Regions from separate parts of the Mus musculus genome. Here region 2 is linked to region 1. The links are chromatin loops, found by intact Hi-C in ENCODE. Cell type or tissue: gastrocnemius. All regions are shown on one strand. Links, peaks and the distances in the headings refer to the core of each region. The heading gives the core; the rest is flanking DNA. Region 1 has its middle 23 kb from the start of Zfp935. Region 2 has its middle 64 kb from the start of Zfp808.

Region 1 (8,017 bases), core at 3,556-6,055:
TTTAGAGTTCAGGTGGGGTTGGCGATGGAAGCATCCACATGTAGATGGGGTGGGGTGGGGTGGGGTGGGGAGGAAGTGTGGGACGTGGAGCACTCAGAAGATGGATGGGGAAGGGCACGGAATAGAATATGGAGTGTAAAAAATGAATTAGAAATAAAACATTTTTTAAAGGATGTTTCTACAAGAAATTCCGTGTTCCAAATGTTTTTGTAGATCCAGCTCCCATAAAAAAGTTATTAGGAACCTGATAGGTGGCTGCTGGTTTCTACTCCGCCCAGGGGAGAGTCACCACCTCATCTCCCACTTCTCAGTCCACTAGGAATTCAGGTTAGGGGGCAGTGGTCACAGCTGCCATTTGCCTAAGGCACTCAGCAATAGAAGTCAAAGCACATCGCACCAACCACTAAAGCCTGCTCAGCAATGGAGGTGAACGGAACAATGCATATGGAAGAACCCTCCTCCTCTTCTGACTGGAGGGTCTTCCTGGTGTTTCTCATTGGCCAGCGAATCTTGAGTGACACTAGCACCTTCCTTAGGGTTAGACTGTGCTGAAGGACACACAGCAACATTAGGTTTCCTGGCCCAGCTTTCTTGTGCAGGAGCTGACCCATTATCACAATGGCAAGTTTTGCCTTTCAGTATCACTTTTGCCTATCTTTCAATAGCCTACCTTTCTGTCTTCCAACACTAAGCAAGGTTTGGGAAATGGGACCCCTGTCTATTGAAACAATATCCAGTTTATGTTAACTGATAGGCTGTCTATCTGGTAAGGTGCATATTTAAGTTGTACTTTTGTACATGTTAAGTAAAAATATTGCATTATTTTCTGCTTCATTTTCTATTCTTTATCCATTCCCAAATGTGTTCCAAAATCTTATTTGTTAAGGATGAAAAATTCACAAATACATGAAGAAAACCTGCTGTATGCATTCCTTTGACTGTATTTGTTTTTTCAGGTATTGTCAGAGACCATCCCGTGAGAAAGTGAGCCCTTCACAATCTCCTTAACAAATCAAAGGGCCTTGTACCAAGAGCTGGTTGCCACCCCCTTTCCTCCTTGTCCTCTTCCTAACACCTAAGGCTGCAAAATTTGAATAACAGTCCCCTCTCCCCTATCTCTTCCTGAGTTCCCAGGACATCCAAGGGCGTGAGCTGTGCCTGAGCCCAGCTTGACTCCCAAGGCTGTTGAGGAGGATCAAGGTTCCGGAGATAAGATGCAAAGTGCCCACTGCTTGGCGCCCGACTTCGGCCCTCATGTCAGCAGATGCCCACTTCTTTGTTCTTTGTATAATTCTCCCTCGACCCCTCCCATATTCCCTGAGATGTATGCTTTAAAAGGAAGGCACCTCAGCCTAATAAACGAGACCTTGATAGGTTAATATCTACTTGGTCCTCCGACTCTCTTTCTTTTACTCCCATTTCCTTCCAGGTTTGCGGTCCCTCTCGCACCCACGAATAACTGAATCCCGTGGGGCGGGATAAGTGGCTAATTCAGCTTGTAAGGCAGTCTTACGCGGTAAGATCAGAGACAAAGACCTTAATGAGATGATTCATCTTTGTCGTGATGTTGATATGTTTACTCACAAGATGTCCCAAACAGTTAATCTTGCAATAGGCGAGGCTCTTCGACAAACAGGCCCCCAGAAAAATTGTTTTAAGTGCGGCCAGCCTGGACACTTTGCACGACAGTGTCCCACTGCGCCCCACCCCTCCCTTAACAGTGCTTCAGCACAACCTACTGACCATTCTTTCTGGCCTACACGGCCCAACTCTCTTTGCTCACGCTGTAAGAAAGGCATGCATTGGACAAACACTTGTAGAGCTCAGACAGATGTGTTTGGAAATCCCCTGCCTCCTATTCAGGGAAACGAGTATGGGGGACAGCCCCGAGTCCCCAAAACCATCTCATTTCTCCCGGCCACGGGGCACAGTCGGCAGACAAATCAGCCTCTGGTCTCTCCAGAGCCACCATAGGTAGTGCAGGGCTGGACCTGTATTCCTCTGCCAGCGCAATTTTAACACCGGAGGATGGCATTTACATCCTCCCCACAGGGGTCTGTGGGCCTCCTCCACCCAATACTTATTTTTTTTAATATTAGGGCGTGCTTCCGCCACTTTAAAAGGACTTAATGTCCATCCCTCATTAGTAGATAATGACTGTACTGGAGAAATAAAAATTTTAGTTAGTGCCTCTCAAGGGCCAATATCCATAAACAAAGGACAACGTTTGGCACAAGCCTTGCCTCTACCTTTAAATACCTCCTATTCAGCTTTGGACAAACGTCGTGGCTCTTCACAGCCAGGGTCATCAGACCTTTATTGGGTTCAAGCAATTACCAAAGACTGCCCGACACTCTGCCTTAAAATAAATGGCAAGCGTTTTGAGGGCCTTTTAGACTCAGGTGCAGATTCTACTGTGATTTCACAAAGTGCCTGGCCTGCTGCTTGGCCGTTAAAGGCCTCTTTAACTCATTTACAGGGAATTGGACAATCAAAAAATACTCTCCAGAGTTCCATTGCTCTCCCTGCATGTCAGGCAGATAAGATTACTTGGAAAGATGATACCCCTGTCTGGCTTGACCAGTGGTCCCTTCCTGCAGAAAAATTGTCAGCGGCCATAGAGTTAGTGCAGGAACAATTGGCAGCTGGACATATTGAACCCTCCACTTCACCGTGGAACACTCCCATCTTTGTTATTAAAAAGCGAAATGGTAAATGGAGATTGTTACAAGATCTTAGAGCAGTTAATAAGACCATGGTCCCCATGGGGGCCTTACAACCTGGGATTCCCTCTCCAGTGACTATTCCCAGGGGATATGTTAAGTTAATGATTGATTTAAAAGATTGTTTCTTTTCCATTCCTCTCCATCCTGAAGATTATAAACGCTTTGCATGTACCCTTCCAGTGGTTAATTGTATAGGTCCTTCTCCTCGATTCCAATAGAAGGTTCATCCTCAAGGCATGGCTAACAGTCCTACCCTTTGCCAGAGATATGTGGCACAAGTTCTTGATCCATTCAGAATGTCTTACCCTGATCTATATGTAGTCCATTACATGGATGACATTTTGGTTGCTGGACCTGTTCAAGACCAATTATATATTGCTAGTCAAGAGCTTATTAATGCCCTTCAAAATCAAGGACTCCAGGTTTCACCAGAAAAAGTTCAGATCCACCCTCCTCACTTGTTTTTGGGTTTTGAGTTATTTCCTAACAAAATTCTCTCTCAAAAGGTTCAGGTAAGACAAGATTCCTTACAGACTCTTAATGATCATCAACGTCTGTTAGGAGATATTAATTGGCTTCGTCCTTATCTGAAACTTAGAACAGGAGAGTTAAGACCTTTGTTTGACCTTCTAAGAGGAGACCCAGATCCGTCCTCTCCACGCATGTTAACTCAGGAGGCACAAAGGTCACTAGCTAGAGTTGAACAAGCCATCAGTGAGCAAAATATCGGGTATTTCTCCCCAGAGCTTCCACTTCAGCTCCTTGTCTTCCCTACTCCCTTTTCACCTACAGGCCTGCTGTGGCAGCTCAAACCTCTGTTTTGGGTCCACATGTCAGCTCCTCCCTCCAAAGTGCTGCCCACATATCCTCAGTTAGTTGCTAATGTTCTGCACCTAGGCAGGGAAGCTGCTCTTAAGCTTTTTGGCAGAGATCCAGATGTTATTGTTCTCCCCTATGATGCCTCTCAAGTTCAGTGGTTACTTAAAAATAATGATGATTGGGCAGTTAATTGTATCTCTTTTCAAGGTGTGATTGATAATCATTATCCTGCTGATAAATTAGTTCAGTTTCTACATAGGACACCTGTGGTTTTCCCTAAGAGAACAAAGTCAAACCCGATTCCTGGGGCTATGTTAGTTTTTACTGATGGGTCTTCCTCAGGTATGGCTGCTTTTAATATCGATGGAAAAGTCTCACGTTTTATGACAGACTTCTCCTCAGCACAGCTTGTTGAATTGGCAGCTATTGTTAAAGTATTTGAACTATTGCCTGAAGCTTCCTTCAATTTATATACAGACAGCGCCTATGTGGCTGCCTCTGTTCCTCTTTTAGAAACTGTTCCTTATATCCGCCCTTTTACCAATGCATCTCCAATGTTTGCTAAACTTCAAAGTCTTATTCTTTTTTTTTTTTTTTTTTTTTTTAGATTTATTTATTGATTATATGTAAGTACACTGTAGCTGTCTTCAGACACTCCAGAAGAGGGAGTCAGATCTCGTTACGGATGGTTGTGAGCCACCATGTGGTTGCTGGGATTTGAACTCTGGACCTTCGGAAGAGCAGTCGGGTGCTCTTACCCACTGAGCCATCTCACCAGCCCCAAAGTCTTATTCTTGCTCGTAATTTTCCATTCTTTATTGGACATATTCGTGCTCATTCTGGCCTGCCTGGACCTTTGTCTGAAGGCAACGATATAGTTGATCAGGCCACTCAGGTAATAGCTTTAGCTTTGTCTATTACCCCTCTTGCTGCTGCCCAACAGGCCCATGATTTACATCACCTTAATGCGCATACCTTGAGACTTAAATTCTCCATCACTCGTGAACAGGCTAGACAAATTGTCCGGCAGTGTAGGGGCTGCCTGACCCTTTTGCCAGAGCCACATGTGGGAGTCAACCCCCGAGGACTAATTCCTGGTGAACTGTGGCAGATGGATGCTACCCATTACACTCCCTTTGGAAAGTTAAAATATATTCATGTCTCTGTTGATACCTTTAGTAGATTTATCTGTGCATCTTTACAAACAGGAGAGGCTACTAAACATGTTATCAGCCATGTTCTCTCCTGCTTGGCAGCTGTGCCACAGCCTAAGATCCTCAAGACAGACAATGGCCCAGGATATACTAGTGCCAGCTTTAAACAGTTTTGTGCTCAAATGAGCATTAAACACATTACTGGGATTCCCTATAATCCCCAAGGTCAAGGTATTGTAGAAAGAACTCATCAAACTCTTAAAAACATGCTTTTCAAATTACAGATTGGAAGAGAAATTCTATATCCTCAGTCTGGTAACTCCAAAATGCTTTTAAATCATGCATTATTTGTTTTAAACTTTCTGACGTACGACAATGCAGGCAAGTCTGCTGCAGATCGCCTCTGGCATCCTTCTACTGCTAATAACTATGCACAAGCTATGTGGAGAGATTCCTTGTCCAACAAACGGCAGGGTCCAGACCCAGTCCTCATATGGGGCAAAGGACACGCTTGCATCTACGATTCAAAAGCACAGAATGCTAGATGGCTCCCTGAGCGCCTAATTAAACCTTACAACTGTCCGGGGAGGAAAAACCCTGAAAAAATTTCTAAATGTGCTTCTTTACAGAAAAATGAAAACACCAAAAAAGAAGTCACTTCTGATCATCAAGATTTGGTTGTGTCTTTGCCTGACGAGAAGCACATTGCCAGTGGTAGGCCAAGTTAAGAAAAATCCTTATCGACTTTATAATTACACCTGGCTGATCATCAACGAGGCAGGTGACATAGCTAATGCCACCTCCAAGATTGAAGGCTCTATCCCATGGCCCATCCTGAGAGTTGATCTTTGTAAATTAGTCTTAGGAGGTCATAATGACTGGGGAACTCACTTAGAATTCCTGCCACAAGAACAAGCTATTGACGATCCTAGACAAGTTGCCTATACCACTCCTGGATGTGCTAGTTTAAGTCGCAGGAGAACCCTTGCCGGTGTTTAAAAAAGATGGGGCACATACGTTTGTCCTGGCCCCAGTCACCGGAGTCGCACTCTTAATCATAAATGTGGCTCCGCCCCTGATTATTTTTGTGCTTCCTGGGGCTGTGAGACCACGGGAGACACCTATTGGAAACCCACTTCTGATTGGGACCTAATAAAGGTCCGGAGCAGGCCAGATTATGCTGCCTGTGCTAGTTCCAACCAGACCTCCAAAGGATGGTGCAACACCTTAGAGATCTCCTTTACTGACGCAAGAAAAAAAATTTAATTGGGAATATACACAAGGAGCTGAGTGGGGTTTACGTATCTATAAAAATGAAAAAGATTTCGGAGTAACTTTCAAAATCCAGTTACTTAAAAACACCCCATCTTTAGGGTCGGCTGCTATAGGCCCCAATCTCTTTTTACATTCCTCATATCCTAGAAAGCCGAGTATTCCACAGACTATTACCTTAGGACTACCCAAGACTACTATATTCCAACCTACTTTACCTGCTGGATCTCCCTCCTCCGCAGAATTAATTTTATCCTTAGTTAATGCATCAATTGCTACTATAGATGCAGCTAATGCTACTCAATATGAAGAATGTTGGGTGTGTTTTTCTCCTCAACCTCCCTTTTATGAAGGGGTGGCAACATTCGGATCAGTCGTTACAATTAATGATTCCAGCAAACTTGGATGGCACCCCGAGAGCCATGATGGGCTCACTTTAAGTCAGGTGTCTGGCATAGGCTTATGCCTTTTGGGGCCTTCCATACTTCCTCCTCAGGCCTTATTAGAGGTTTGCATTCAGACTATTATAGTAGAGGCCACCTCTAGATATCTAGCAGCACCTAAAGGTACTTATTTAGCATGTTCTACTGGACTTACTACATGTATAGTTACTCAGACCTTTTTAGATGATAGAGATTATTGTGTTGTAGTTCAGCTTCTCCCGAAGCTAACAGTACACCATGCAGAAGACCTCCTCCAGTTTTAGAAGAGTGACACAGATCAACCCTGTAATAAGAGAGAGCCTATTTCTGCAGTAACCTTAGCAGTGATCCTAGGCTTGGGAGTTGCAGGCACAGGAACAGGCATTGCATCTTTAGTCACTTCCCAGCAACAATATACTCAGCTTCACCTTGCTGTAGACAGAGATATTCAAGAGCTACAGAGAGGTTTAAAAAATTTAAAAGATTCCTTGGTCTCTCTGTCTGAAGTAGTATTACAAAACAGGCGAGGTCTTGATTTAGTGTTCCTTAAAGAAGGAGGGTTATGTGCAGCCCTCAAGGAAGAATGTCGTTTTTACTCTGACAAGACAGGCTTAGTTCAAGATAGTATAGATAAAGTTAGAGCTAGTCTAGAAGAAAGAAAACGCAGCAGAGAAAAACAAGAATCTTGGTATAAAAATTGGTTTTCTACTTCTCCTTGGGTCACTACCTTGCTTCCCACACTTCTGGGACCTTTCTTGGGTCTTCTGCTGCTTTTGTCTTTTGGCCCCTGGGCCTTTAAAAAATTAACCAGTTTTGTTAACTCACAGATTGAAGCTGCTTTAGGTAAGCCGGTTGCAGTCCACTACCATCAGCTAGATATCCGAGACTCAGACGAAGAAGATCCTCCTCCCACCGAGACAGAAACAGCGACTCGTCTCCAATTTTCCACCCTTGCTGCTAAAGCAGAGTCCCCTTGGTTCCTTAGGTTTTGGAGACAATAGGGACAAAGAAGGGTGACCTCCAGCTCTTGTTATAGCTTAAGAGCCACAAATTGTGGTGTTACAATTGGCATGCTTACAGAGGCCTTACTGAGTCTGAGGTTGATAATTCTCCTACGGGAGCTGCACAAAACTCAAAATTGTGCATGCTGGTTCGTAATAAATACGAATCCAGTATGGGCCCAGCATGGGTGCAAACTAAGTATTGCAGGGGAAGGTCCAAATAGACCGTTTCTGAGTTCCCTGAGAGACAAACCAGGTTAGGAAGAGGTTGGTATCTAATTTCAGTTACAATTTATGATTTTTTCAAAGGCTCTGCCTCACCTCCCCAAAAGATACCAAGAGCCCCAAGTGTGGGTTTGTGACAGCACCCACGGGAGGAATTGGGTCAATGTCCCCCCAGCCATGGTAATGCCCGCTCATCCAAGGATGAAAAAAATTATTTGATCACCTCAGTTAAGTGTGGCCTTATTAAATTTAATTCAGAAGGGGGAAGGTATGAATAATTTGCATTGTATATGCCATGAGGAAGCTCATCCCAGCATGAGGATTTTTTTCACTTGTGGGATAATCTGACCCTGAAGTGACCTAGGATATCTTGACCAAAAACCAGGAAGAATAAAACT
Region 2 (8,017 bases), core at 3,719-6,218, 250 kb before region 1:
GGACCTCTCCCCTTGATCACTAATTGAGAAAATGCCTTACAGCTGGATCTCATGGAGGCATTTCTCCAACTGAAGCTACTTTCTCTGTGATAACTCCATCCTGTGTCAAGTTGACAAAAAACTAGCCAGTACATGCATACAAAGGAAATCAATGTCATAAGTTTCCAGTGGGAAAGAGACTCCATGAAAAAATGAGCTATTGGGCCATTTTTGTGATATTTTGGCCTCAAAACCTTCTTGTTTTGCCTATGCTCTGGGATATTGACTATGGCAGGATTAAAAGATAAGGGTGCTGAGTTCCTAGATTGAATAATAAATCTTTAGAACAGTTATTCCTAATGTCTCATTCATGAGAAAAGTGAAATAACTCAACAAGTGGGTTAGAACCTAAAGCAAATTTGTTGGTTATATAGAAGAACATCAGGTAGTTTGAGATGATCATCAAGTGCTGAAAGAAATACATAAATTGAAATGCAAGAACATTATCACTATTAAAGAAAAGGTCTTGGGCTGGTAAGATGGCTCAATGGGTAAGAGCACCCGACTGTTCTTCTGAAGGTCCAGAGTTCAAATCCCAACAACCACATGGTGGCTCACAACCATCCGTAACGAGACCTGGTGACCTCATTTGGAGTGTCTGAAGACAGCTGCAGTGTACTTGTATATAATAAATAAATAAACCTTTTTTTAAAAAATGAAAAGAAAAAGTCTTTACACAGGCAGGTAGCATAAGCCTTTAATCCCAGCACTTGGGAGGCAAAGTCAGGCAAATTTCTGAGTTCAGGGTCTTTTCTATGGACTGGAAATCTTAGAAGGTGACATGAGATTAAAATGTTTCCTACAAAGTTTCTAATTAATGGTGGGAATAGTCAAAGTGATTCCCAGTCCCAGTAAATAACTTCATGAAAAATCTGCTACAACTGTGGTTCACCTATAGTAGTCTCAATCTCAGTTTAGAAGCCAAACTCAGGACAACCACTTATGTCTTGTCGGTTCTGGAAAGAAGAGTGATGCAAAATTTAAGGTCAAGGATGCTTGGTCTGTGGTTTCAGTTCAGCACTCTTCCAGTTCCTCTCTTGCTAAGCATCAGAGCCCCAGTGTCAAACCTGGGTGAGCTCACTGCTTGAAGCTATGAGGATGAATACTTAGTTGCATTATCTGAACTCAGGATGTTGAGATACACAAGGTATGAGACATCTGCTATGGAGAGCTGCATATATAGAGGAGAAGTAACAAACCCAAGAGATGTAGGAGAAGTTGCCCCTTAAAATTGAAGCCACACAGGCCATGCATGGTGGCACACACCTTTAATCCCAGCACTTGGGAGGCAGTGGCAGGTGGATTTCTGAGTTCGAGGCCAGCCTTCTCTACAGAGTGAGTTCCAGGAAAGCCAGGACTATACAGAGAAATCCTGTCTCAACAAAAAAAACAAAAACAAAAACAAAAACAAAACAAAAAAAATTGAAGCTACATGTGTCTGAGACAGAGCAACAGGACTTGCTGTTTCTCCTGCTGGCTTCTTCCTTTGCCCCATCTACCCACTGTACTCATTCCTGTCTATTGGAATGGGAAAGGGCATTCTGTGCCATTTTATGTTATAAAAATATAACTTGTTTTCAGACTTTAGAAGATGTGACAGTGCAAAAATTGCCTTGAGGGTCAAAAGAGACTTTGGACATTGGAACAGTGTATATGCTGTTGCAGATTTTAAGGGTCTATGAAGTAGGATTCAAGGCAATTTTATCATGGAATGACTATGACTTGGTGGGTAGTTAGGTGTATCAAAGAGCTTCCAGATAGCAAGTTAGCTTTAAACTTTTGTCTCTTCCCGGTGTCCTTCCTTGATGAGAATATGGAGGTTTTTGTAGAAGAAGCCATACTAGTTGCAATTCCTTATTGAGATGGCATTTGAGTGTCTATTGGTTTAATCCATTTCCTCTTCCTTCTGTTTATACAGTTTTGATTGAAATTCATCCTGTAGCTTCCTTCAAATATCCTTCCTTCCTGTCATGCCTTCCCCATAATAGACTCTGTCTTTAAATCCCTTAAGATGCTGTGGAAGCAATAGCTAGCTAGTCAGTCTTAAGTTATTTTGCTTAACCAATACTTTCATACTTTATTTTTGTTTTCTATCTTTAAAGATAATGTTTCTCTGTCGCCCTACCTAGTAGTCTTGTATGCCAGCCAGGCCTTGAACATAGAGATCAAATTGATTCTGACTTCAAATGTTGGGACCAAATGTGGGCCAACTAGCCTGGCCTGTTTTATTGACAGATGGGCCTGTAATGTGTGTGTATTTCATATGTGTAATGTCAAGGATATGCTTTTGTGCTGAGCTTTATCCACCTCCTGGTTTTTGAAATTTCACAGATATTATCATCGTATTTCCCAGCATGGCATGTACGCATGGCATTAATACTGCTTAGACTTCTCAGTCATTGGATGGCAGGTGCTGACCTTCTTTCTAGTTGTTGTTTTTGTAGTGACTTATGTTGGGAACACTATGAGTCTTTAGTCTGTGTACATGAATATATACCTCATGTGTGTCCAGTCCTCACAGTAGACAGAAGATGGCCTGAGACCTCCTGAAAGTGGAACAAGGGAAAGCTGTGAAACCCCTGTAAGTAGAGGGAATTGAGTTCACTCATTTGTAGGAGCAGCAAGAGATCTTCATGTGGCACGTAGCCTTTTAACTACCTTGCCTTAAGTTCCGGACAGGCACACATCCAGTTCCTGCTCTGGTTGCCTTGGATCAGCAGATGAAAGTCACACAAACATAGACACATTAATAATTTTACCCTGCCTTATGGCTCAGTGGCTGGACTTTTCCAAGCTTCTCATACTTAGTGTGTCCTTTCCTTTACTCCTAGCTCAACACTCTATATCTCCTTAGAGATAGCTTAGTTATCTAGTTACATGGCCTTGCTCAACATCTTAAACCAACCATCAGCTTAATTGTCCAGTTACCTTTTTACCTTTTTTGTTTTCTTTTGTTTTTTGAGACATGGTTTCTCTGTGTAGCTCTGGCTGTCCTGGAACTCACTCCGTAGACCAGGCTGGCCTCGAACTCAGAAATCCACCTGCCTCTGCCTCCCAAGTGCTGGGATTAAAGGTATGTGCCACTACTACCCGGAATCTGCTGTCATCTTTATTGATTGATCAAAAAGCAATTGGGGAGAAGGACCTTTAGAGTTTACATGCAGGTTCCCATACATTCAAAACAACCCCATACATTTCACAGCTGAGCTATGTCTCCTGCCCTATGTTGTTTTCTTCTGTCCAATTGTAACTGTTTAAACATATATTCCCTTTTGGTAACATCCCATTAACAATATGGATTTATATGAAGCCACAATTACTCTGATATTTAAACCACACAAAGATCCAACAAAGAAAGAGAACTTCAGACCAATTTCCCTTATGAATATCGATGCAAAAATACTCAACAAAATCCTCGCAAACCTAATCCAAGAACACATCTAACCAATGATCCATCATGACCAACTAGGCTTCATCCCAGGTATGCACAGATGGTTTAATATATGGAAATCCATCAACGTAATCCACTATATAAACAAACTCAAAGACAAAAACCACATGATCATCTCATTGGATGCTGAGAAAGCATTTGAAAAAAATCCAACACCCCTTCATGATTAAAGTCATGGAAAGATCAAGAATTCAAGGATGATACCTAAATATAATAAAAGCAATATACAGCAAACAGTAGCCAACATCAAACTAAATGGAGAGACAGTTGAAGCAATCCCACTAAAATCAGGGACTAGACAAGGCTGCCCACTTTCTTCCTACCTATTCAATATAGTACTTGAAGTCCTAGCCAGAGCAATTTGACAACAAAAGGAGATCAAGGGGATACAAATTGGAAAGGAAGAAGTCAAAATATCACTATTTGCAGATGATATGATAGTATACATAAGTGACCCTAAAAATTCCTCCAGAAAACTCCTACACCTGATAAACAGCTTCACTGCAGTAGCTGGATATAAAATTAACTCAAATAAATCAATGGTCTTTCTCTACATAAAGGATAAAGGGTCTGAGAAAGAAATTAGGGTAACAACACCCTTCACAATAGTCACAAATAATATAAAATACCTTGGTGTGACTCTAAGGAAGTGAAAGATCTATATGATAAGAACTTCAAGTCTCTGAAGAAAGAAATTGAAGTACTCAGAAGATGGAAAGATCTCCCATGCTCATGGATTGGCAGGATCAATATAGTGAAAATGGCTATCTTGCTGAGAGCAATCTACAGATTCAATGCAATCCCCATGAAAATTCCAACTCAATTCTTCACTGAGTTTGAAAGGGCAATTTGCAAATTCATCGGGAATAACAAAAAAACCTAGGATATCAAAAACTATTCTCAACAATAAAAGAACCTCTGGTGGAATCACCATGCCTGACCTCAAGCTGTACTACAGAGCAATTGCGATAAAAACTGCATGGTACTGGTACAGCAACAGATAGGTAGATCAATGGAATAGAATTGAAGACCCAGAAAAGAATCCACACACCTATGGTCACTTGATCTTTGACAAGGGAGCTAAAACCATCCAGTGAAAAAAAGACAGCATTTTCAACAAATGGTGCTGGCACAACTGTCAGTTATCATATAGAAGAATGGGAATTGATCCATTCTTATCTCCTTGTACAAAGCTCATGTCTAAGTGGATCAAAGAACTCCACATAAAACCAGAGACACTGAAACGTATAGAGGAGAAAGTGGGGAAATTCCTCAAAAATATCGGCACAGGGTAACAATTCCTGAACACAATAGCAATGGCTTGTGCTATAAGATCAAGAATGGAAAAATGGGACCTCATAAAATTGCAAAGCTTCTATAAGGCAAAGGATACTGTCATTAAGACAAAAAGAATGCAGGGCATGGTGGCACATGCCTTTAATCCCAGCAATTGGGAGACAGAGGCAGACAAATTTCTGAGTTCGAGGTCAGCCTGGTCTACAGAGTGAGTTCCAGGACAGCCAGGGCTGTACAGAAAAACCCTGTCTAGGAAAAAAAAAAGAAAAAAAGGACACCAAGAGATTGGGAAAGCATTTTTACTCATCCTAAATCTGATAGGGGACTAATATCCAATATATACAAAGAGCTCAAGAAGCTGGACTCCAGCAATTCAAATAACCCCATTAAAAATGGGGTACAGAGCTAAACAAAGAATTCTCAACTGAGGAATACCAAGGGGCTGAGAAGCACCTGAAAAAACATTCAGCATCCTTATCATCAGGGAAATGCAAATCGAAACAACCCTGAGAGTCAACCTCACACCAGTAAGAATGACTAAGATTAAAAATTCAGGTTACAGCAGATGCTGGTGAAGATGTGGAGAAAGAGGAACACTCCTCCATTGTTGGTGGGATTGCAAGCTTGTACAACCACTCTGGAAGTCAGTCTATTGGTTCCTCAAAATTGGACATAGTACTACCAGAAGATCCAGCAATACCTCTCCTGGGCAATACCAAGAAGATGTTCCAATTGGTAATAAGGACACAAGCTCCACTATGTTCATAGCAGCCTTATTTATAATAGCCAGAAGCTGGAAAGAACTCAGATGTCCCTCAACAGAGGAATGGACACAGAAAATGTGGTACATTTACACAATGGAGTACTACTCAGCTATTAAAAACAATGAATTTATGAAATTCTTAGGGAAATGGATGGACCTGGAGGATATCATCCTGAGTGAGGTAACCCAATAACAAAAGCAGTCACTTGATATGTACTCACTGATAAGTGGATATCAGACCAGAAACTTAGAATACCCAAGATACAATTTGCAAAACACAAGAAAATCAAGAAGAAGGAAGACCCACGTGTGGATACTTCATTCCTCCTTAGAATAGGGAACAAAATAACTATGGAAGGAGTTACAGAGATAAAGTTTGGAGCTAAGAGGAAAGGAAGACCATGCAGAGACTACCGCACCCGGGGATCCATCCCATCATCAGCCACCACATCCAGACACTATTGCATTAGCCAGCAAGATTTCGCTGAAAGTACCCTGGTATAGCTGTCTCATGTGAGGTTATGCCAGTACCTGGCAAATACAGAAGTGGATGCTCACAGTCATCTATTGGATGGAACACAGAGGCCCCAATGGAGGAGCTAGAGAAAGTACCCAAAGAGCTGAAGGGGTCTGCAACTCTATAGGTAGAACAACAATATGAACTAACCAGTATCCCCAGAGCTCATGTCTCTAGCTGCATATGTAGCAGAAGGTGGCCTAGTCAGCCATCATTGGGAAGAGAGGCCCCATGGTCTTGCAAACTTTATATGCCCTAGTACAGGGGAACCCAAGGGCCAAGAAGCAGGAGTTGGTGGGTAGGGGAGCAGGGTCGGGGGAGGGTACAGGGAACTTTTGGGATAGCATTTGAAGTGTAAATAAGAAAATATCTAATAAAACAAAACAAAAAACAAAAGAATATGGATTGAGCCAGTACACCTCAAGTTTCTGGAAGTTGACTACAGACTGGATTGTATGTACCATTCTCTTAGGAATTTAAGTAAAAACACATGATTTATTTCTCTCTTTCCAGTTTGGTTGGTTAATTATGGCAGGGGATGCAGGTCTTACTATGCAACACTGGAGTCCTAGAACTCATTGTAAACAGCACAGTGGCATCAGACTCAATGTGATCCTTCTGCCTCTGTCTCCCTGACTGCACCGTTAAAGGCATAAGCCAATAGACCCAGCTTCTTTATTAATTTTCATAGTTAGTAATTGTTCATACAGTTTCTTAAATGTGTGGTAAGCAGTATTGATCTTGTGGAGCTTGTCTCCTCTTTATGTCTATTAATTGACGTATCTCTAGAAAGGCTAAATCCTACTCAAAGGGTGAGAAATGACAGAGGTGAACCTCATTATTAGGTTTCCTTCTAAAATGACTTGGTAGCGATAGTAGAAGTTCTGTGTCAGGAAATCATTTTGTCTATTGTGGTTTCTTTTGTAAACGTGTATGTGATGCTCTAGAATGCAGTGACTTATGAGGATGTGCATGTGAACTCCACGCAGGAAGAATTGGCTTTGCTGGGTCCTTCTCAGAAGCAGCTCTACAAAGGTGTCTCTAGCTGCATATGTAGCAGAGGATGGCCTAGGTGGCCATCAATGGGAGGAAAGGCCCTTGGTCTTGCGAAGATCATATATCCTAGTACAGGGGAACGTCTCATCAAAATGGTAAATCCTCGGAACTTCAAGAAAGACCTAAGACTGTGGAAAAGAACTTTAAAACCATGAGTTTGAAAATATATCATTTCTGAACTAAACAAAAATATAAGGATGCAATATAAATCGTATAAGGGGCTTCACAGATCTAAAGGAACAGAGGCAGCTATACTATGAGCCAGCTTACCAGAAAGATTCAAAGACAGGCAAATGCAAATGCAGGCAGATCCCTGAGTTTAAAGTCAGCCTGCAACAGAGAGAATTTAGGTCCTGGTGTGGTCAGAATGGAAATCTCAGGAAAAGGTCTCACCCAGCTAAATTTATGCTCTGCAGATAGATCTCTGCATTCTTTTGCAGTGCTTAAAAAAAAAAAATGCTTGTTGTCAAGGTTCTGGTGATTCTGAATGCTGACTCATAGGATAATCAAAAGCAACCCTACAATAAAGAATGAAATTGATGTGTAAATTAAAACCTTGGCTTTTGGTCTGCATGAGATTATCTAGCTAAAAGTTGCAGCACTTCCTTTTTAGATTCTTTTTTTTTTTTTTTTTTTTTTTGGCAAGACCTGAGCAGTCTGGACATATCTGGTAAACCTAAATAGTTCTTGACATTTATTTTTTCAACAAGATTTTCTGACATTGTTTGGAAAATCCATGGAGAGAAAACACAGCTCTCTTACAATTTCTAGCTCTTTTAGAATTTTTTCAAAAACAGATATCTAAAGAACATTTCACATTCAGACAAAAGAATATGCCTGCTTCTCAGCACCTCACAGAAAATTCTCCAAAATTACTTGGAGTCAAAATTCTCAA

What was found. Hi-C counts contacts between places; a loop is a spot of excess contacts. Peaks named below come from ENCODE experiments on the same cell type or tissue, not always from the same donor. Only the 100,000 strongest peaks of a DNase experiment are listed, where the experiment ranks them.
Region 2: it touches region 1 in a loop (5-fold over the local background); 16 of 42 quality-filtered maps call a loop at or near these places.

What each region holds. Positions count from the first base shown.
Region 1 is chr13:62,440,295-62,448,311 of GRCm38, forward strand. No RefSeq gene overlaps it. Among named protein-coding and RNA genes, the nearest start is that of Zfp935, 23 kb to the right of the region's middle. In gastrocnemius, for the core only: no CTCF peak of the experiment used is centred there; no DNase peak of the experiment used is centred there.
Region 2 is chr13:62,189,888-62,197,904 of GRCm38, forward strand. No RefSeq gene overlaps it. Among named protein-coding and RNA genes, the nearest start is that of Zfp808, 64 kb to the left of the region's middle. In gastrocnemius, for the core only: no CTCF peak of the experiment used is centred there; no DNase peak of the experiment used is centred there.